Linked DNA regions of Homo sapiens: region 2 is linked to region 1. Evidence: read pairs that join two places in POLR2A ChIA-PET (ENCODE). Cell type or tissue: A673. All regions are shown on one strand. Links, peaks and the distances in the headings refer to the core of each region. The heading gives the core; the rest is flanking DNA. Region 1 has its middle 13 kb from the start of SRSF5. Region 2 holds the start of LOC124903340 (a long non-coding RNA gene).

The links. ChIA-PET counts read pairs that join two places held together with the same protein. Peaks named below come from ENCODE experiments on the same cell type or tissue, not always from the same donor. Only the 100,000 strongest peaks of a DNase experiment are listed, where the experiment ranks them.
Region 2: POLR2A ChIA-PET joins it to region 1 with 7 read pairs; 4 of 35 experiments call an interaction of 5 or more read pairs at or near these places.

What each region holds. Positions count from the first base shown.
Region 1 is chr14:69,752,947-69,755,856 of GRCh38, reverse strand. No RefSeq gene overlaps it. Among named protein-coding and RNA genes, the nearest start is that of SRSF5, 13 kb to the left of the region's middle. In A673, for the core only: no CTCF peak of the experiment used is centred there; a DNase peak (open chromatin) is centred at 1,766.
Region 2 is chr14:70,343,587-70,346,496 of GRCh38, reverse strand. All of the region lies in intron 3 of SYNJ2BP-COX16 (SYNJ2BP-COX16 readthrough), which reads left to right. All of the region lies in intron 1 of COX16 (cytochrome c oxidase assembly factor COX16), which reads left to right. LOC124903340 (a long non-coding RNA gene) reads right to left here and starts at 1,362. Exons shown (of 2, transcript XR_007064238.1): 1 at 1,304-1,362; 2 at 1-169. In A673, for the core only: no CTCF peak of the experiment used is centred there; no DNase peak of the experiment used is centred there.

The DNA of each region.
Region 1 (2,910 bases), core at 305-2,804:
ACAATGCGTTTCTGTCTACCCTATGAATTTGCAGTTTTGAACTGAGAGGCCCAAAGGTGAAGCATCTTAATGACAGCAGGTGAGAAGAAAGGTGGCTTTCCCATCTGTGGCTGAAGTACCCAGGGCTGCCCTTGTACCAGCACCTCCTAAAATTGGGTTGTTTAAACCTCCCAGATCTCATGAGATGCCCCCAGCACCTTCCACTAATTTCCTCTCTCTGCTTAAGATGGCTCAAGTTGGCTTCTGTAACTTGAGAGCAAAATAGCTTAACATACAACATGATCCAGTGTAAGCAATCAAAAATGGATTTATTGTTAAGGATTCAGAAGTGTCTCATGAAATCCAAAGGTCAGAATGTGCTCAGGCCTGAGGAGGAGTCTGAAACAGGAAGTGGGAACTGTCAAGAACTCAGATACATACAATTTCCACCTCCCTCCTCTGTTTTTTTATGTCATTTGCTCACCTCCTGCAGCTTGGCTTTCCTTGCCTCTCAATCCATATGGGAGAAGATGACCACACCCTATCACCCAGTTTTCATATCCCTTCCATTCAAAAGTAGATCCCAGCCGGGTGCAGTGGCTCACACCTGTAATCCCAACATTTTGGGAGGCCAAGACAGGAGGATCACCTGAGGTCAGGAGTTCAAGACCAGCCAGGCCAACATGGTGAAACCCCGTCTCTACTAAAAATACAAAAATTAGCCAGGCATGGTGGCAGGCGCCTGTAATCCCAGCTACTCGGGAGGCTGAGGTGGGAGAATTACTTGAACCTCGGGGGGCGGAGGTTGCAGTGAGCCGAGATCACACCACTGCACTCCAGCCTGGGCAAAGAGCAAGACTCTGTCTCACAAAAAAAAAAAAAAAAAAAAAGGTAGATCCCAGAATGAGCATGTGAGTCTCAATTCCAAGTTCCCTGGAAAGGAAAACCTGATTGGCCCCGTTTAGGTAAGGTGTCTATTCTGGTCCAATCAAAGATGAGGTCACATGGTACAAACATGGCTGCCAAAGAGCTCACCTCATAGATGAGGATGATGTTTCTCAGTATTATTGTCAACAAAGGTGAAATCCCAAATGTTGAATAAACAAGCAGCTCCATTTCAAAATGGCCCTGACTGCCCTAGATTAAATTCCCAAGCACCCACCAACCTTTCACCAAAGCAGGCCAAACCCGCTTTATCTTCCAGCACTAGGCCCTGCTTTGGCAAAGACATGTGAAACCGTCTTATCTGCCTGGGTCATGCCTATCTTCCTTGCATGATTAGGCACAAGAAGATTTCCTAATGGTTACCTACTGTAATTGTAACATTCAGGAATAATTGGAGGGCTGATACATGCCCAGGTACTGTTCAAGGAGTTCCATAGGCTTCTTTCATTTGACCCCCTCAACAGCCCTAAGAGAGGTACTGCTAATCCTGTTTTACGGTAGAGGAAATATATTTTGAGAAGTTTCTTTCCCAAGCTCAATAACTATTAGTGACAGTGTAGGATTCAAGCCCAAGAGCTCTTCCAATGGGCCAAGGTCAACTCTGGGGTGGAATGGAGGAGTGAACAGAGTGGAGTTGAGCGCCTTGGCCAGGGAAGCAGAGGCTAAAATGGAAACCGAGTTTAGGCTGAGGGGCTCAGACACTGTGGATGCCCTGCTTAGTTTCTGAGGCACTGACACTCCCCACAGCCCTAACTCAGCACATGCCTATCTTACTCAACCTTCCCCAGTAAAATAGGGCTAATAAGGAGCAGAGTAGCATGATGATTACAGTGATTTATCTTTTGAGTCTCAAAGCATTTTATAAGCATTTCCTGTCCTGGGCAGATTTAAAAGATAGACCAAATTTAGACCACATACCCATAATAATAACTCACATTTATCAAGTGCTTACTGTTCCTGACACATGCTCAGAACTTTGCATTAAACCACCTACTTCCCCAAAACACAACAAGCTTTCATAAGAGGAGACTGAGGCTTAGAAAATAACTTCCAGGCAGGGTGTGGTGGCTCACGCCTGTAATCCCAGCACTTTGGGAGGCTGAGGCAGGCAGATTGCTTGAGCTCAGGAGTTTGAGATCAGCCTGGGCAACATGGTGAAACCCCATCTCTACAAAAAATTAGTCAGGCGTGGTGGCACGTGCCTGTAGTCCCAGCTACAGGGGGGCTGGGATGGGAGGATTGCTGCCGAAAGAAAGAAAAAAGGAAGGAAAGAAAGAAGGAAAGAGAGAAAGGAAGGAAGGAAGGAAGGAAGGAAGGAAGGAAGGAAGGGATGGATCCAAATTTCAACAGCAAGTATGCATTCGAACCCAAGCATTTTATCCCAAAGAGCCTCAAACTTTTACTATGTTTCAAACAAATAAATATTGGAGGTAGGGCTGAGCACAGTGGCTCATGCCTGTAATCCCAGCACTTCGGGAGGCCAAGGTTGGAGGTTTACTTGAGCCCAGGAGTTTAAGACCAGCCCAGGCAACATAATGAGACCTCACCTCTACAAAAAATTCAAAAATTAGTCAGGCATGGTGGTCTGTACCTGTGGTCTCAGCTACTCAGGAGGCGGAGATGGGAGGATCGCTTGAGCTCACAAGGTCGAGGCTGCAGTGAGCTGTGATCGTGCCACTACATTCCAGCCTGGGTAACAGAGTGAGACCCGGTCTCAAAAAAAAAAAAAACTCTAGATGTAGGCTGAATAAAAACTTAAGGACATATCCAGAGAAGTTTAAGAAAGGAATTTGCTACACAAGAGGAAATAAGGCCAAGGAGACATTCTCTCTAAAGGGAAAAAGCAGAATGGCAAGGCAGCTCTGGGTTATGAAAAGCAGCTTCCACCTCCTCTCCAGGAGGTCAAGGTTATCTTTACATCAAGCTCTTAACCATGGCACCTGCTCTGCTCAGCATGCCTGTGTGTGAATGCCTGGGGTATGTGAA
Region 2 (2,910 bases), core at 195-2,694, 590 kb before region 1:
ATTTCCATTGGGGTCCTCTGCAGAGGGGGCATGGCCTGGTGGGCTTACCTGGATTTGGGCATTGTCTGGACCAGTGGCCTTCATTGCCGCACTTGAAAAGGTGCCAAGTGGAGGTAGGTTGCTAGGAGGCTTCCGTGTGGAGCTGCGGACCCGTGGGCCTGCAGGGCCCCTGATGGCGGAGGCAAGCATTTGAAACTCCGCCTGTTTTTGCCTTTTACTTTCCCTATCACGATTGTTAAAGACTATGAAGGCTAAATTAAGACGGTCTTGTGAGGTTTGAGGGCCATCATCAAGCTTCTGAAGCTTGCACCGAATATCGGGGGTGGATTGGGAGATGAACCGAAGGTTTAAGATAATGGTTCGTTCTGAGGGTTTGAAGGGGGAAGGAGGGTTAACAGGCAGTGGAGGATAGGCAGGGGCGTAAGGTGGCGGGATGAGTTTACAAGCTTTAGGAGAGGGCAGTGGGGGAGGAGAATGGGTACAGGCAATACTAGAATTGTCCCGAGGAGGGGATGGTGTAGGAAAAGAAGTGGATACAGCTGACTGGGAAGATGGCAGCTGGGAAGATGGCAGCTGAGAAGACAACGAGGAGGCTTGGGGGGTTAAAAAAGATGGTTGAGAGGAAAAGGTAGGGGTTGGGAGGGGTGGATAGCAGTCAGTTGGATCGAACGAGAAAAATGAGGTAGGGTCGGGAGGAGAAAGGCGATCAGGGCGGTGAGAATGGAGGGGAAGGATTTGAACAGGTAAGCAAGAATTGCAGAGGTTGGGTTGTGAACTGAGTGCAAAAAGGCCTGGACATAAGGAATTTCTTCCCATTTTTCCAGTCGTCGGCAATAATTGCTTAAGTCAGTTAAAATTGTAAAGTTGAATGTTCTATTTGCAGGCCATTTGGACCCATTATTTAATTTGTACTGTGGCCAGGCTGTATTGCAAAAAAGACAGGTACTTAGAGCGAATATCTTGCCTGAGGCCTAAGGTTTGCAGGTTTTTTATGAAGCAGCCTAGAGGGCTGTTGTTTGGAATGGAGGACCGGAGTTTCCCATAACAGAGGGTAGGCTCAGGAGAACAGGGAAAAAGGAGACCATCCTGGAGGGAGATGATAAAAGGAGCAACTGTCACCGCTGCCTTTTTCGTTCCTGGAACACGATCAAATGGCTTAGAGGCATCCCCCTAAGACCAGATGATCAGCGAGTGCCTGGCACACGCCGGCGCCTTCTTGGACCAACACTGGATATTCGGACCAGAGAAACTAAGAGAGGCCGTGTGAATTTTCCCTGCTAACTGGGCCCCTGAGGAAACTTACCAGTAAGCAAGATCAGTGACCAATGTGCATGCACAGAGAGGCAACTGGAGATCGAGGAGCTTCCTTTGTCTGGCTGCTGTGGCCTGCTGTCTGGGGTGGAGGGGTAGGTTCACAGGGGACGTGGACCAGAACCTCTCCCGGGTTTCAGCACCAGATGTACGGTTCTTGTATCGGTTGGAACCCTGAGAGCGCACCAACAGACAACATGAGGTGGTGAGGAGCAACATGCTGTTTTGATGAGCGCGTGGGTGCAGGTGGGCTGAGGCCTAAAATGGCATCAGCCCCAAGTGAGGATGGGACAAAGGTTTTATAGTCTCCTGTAAACAGGAAGTGTCCTAGTCTGACATAATTGCTCTGTTGTACCTGGATGGCCTCTTTCTCAATCTTCAGGGGTACGTATTTTCCGGCCGGCTCTCTTCCTGCTTCTGCTATCTTGCTGGTGCACACTGCTGGTACAAGTAGCCTTGTGCCTTGGGACTGGGCCTGAGAAGGGATGAGTTGTTCATCTCCTTAAGCTTTCAGGTCCCAGGGAGAATCTTACACTATTCATCCCTGCTCTGAGATGTCAGGGAAATCTACAGGTGTCTTCTGAAATCCAAAGTCCATTCTAAGCTTGTTTTATAAGAGCGACACACAATAAGTAATGGTGAGTGAGTTTCTCCTTGTGGTCATTAACTTTTGTAGCAATACTGAAACCGCCTTTGCAAAATTATAACTGAGGAAATTATGACAATGAAAGAAATCAGACCTAACTGACTCCATCTTGCTTCTAACCTGTAAGCTGCCCTTGTTCATTCCTGGGCATAGGCCGAACTATGGGAAGGAATTCAGTTCATGGTTTGACTCTGAAACAAAATTGATAATAGCCCTTTCCCAAAAAGACTCCCTTCTTGCCTGGGGACCAGTCTGCCTTTGCAGGACCAACAAATTAGCTACAAGATTAGAAATTACAGTTTATGGGTCATGCAGCCTCTGGCTCCAAGAGCCTGAACCTCCCAAATTGCTCCTGGGGATAACATCGCTATTGTAAAACCTAACATCAGTTCTTGAGATATTTTGCAGACCCTGCACTGGATGGATCAGCTGACATTACCCAGACGGGTAATTGGGCTCAACCAGTTCTGCCATCCCACCCAGTGACAGAAAACAGCAAGGAAAGCTCACTTTGCCCCCTATGAGTCCAACTCCAAACTGACCAATCAGCACACTCCCCACTTCCCAAGCCCCTACCCACCAAATTATCTAAAAACTCTGATCCCTGAATGCTCGGGGAGACTGATTTGAGTAATAATAAAACTCCGGTTTCCACACAGCTGGCTCTGCAATTCCCCATTGTTATTCCCCATTGTAATTCCCCTGTCTTGATAAATCAGCTCTGTCTAGGTAGCACGCAAGGTGAACCCATTCGGTGGTTACAATTCTTTATTATGAAGTTTAAATCTTTTGAAAATACTGTGCCTCAAATAGGTGCCAGCAAAAACATGAAAGTGATTCTGTATATCTTAAGATGATGTTTCAGAATTTCACTATATAGTAAGAATTTGAAGACTTTCTTTACCTGTGACCTGTATAGCCATATTGTCCCTGGGAATACAATGTGATATACA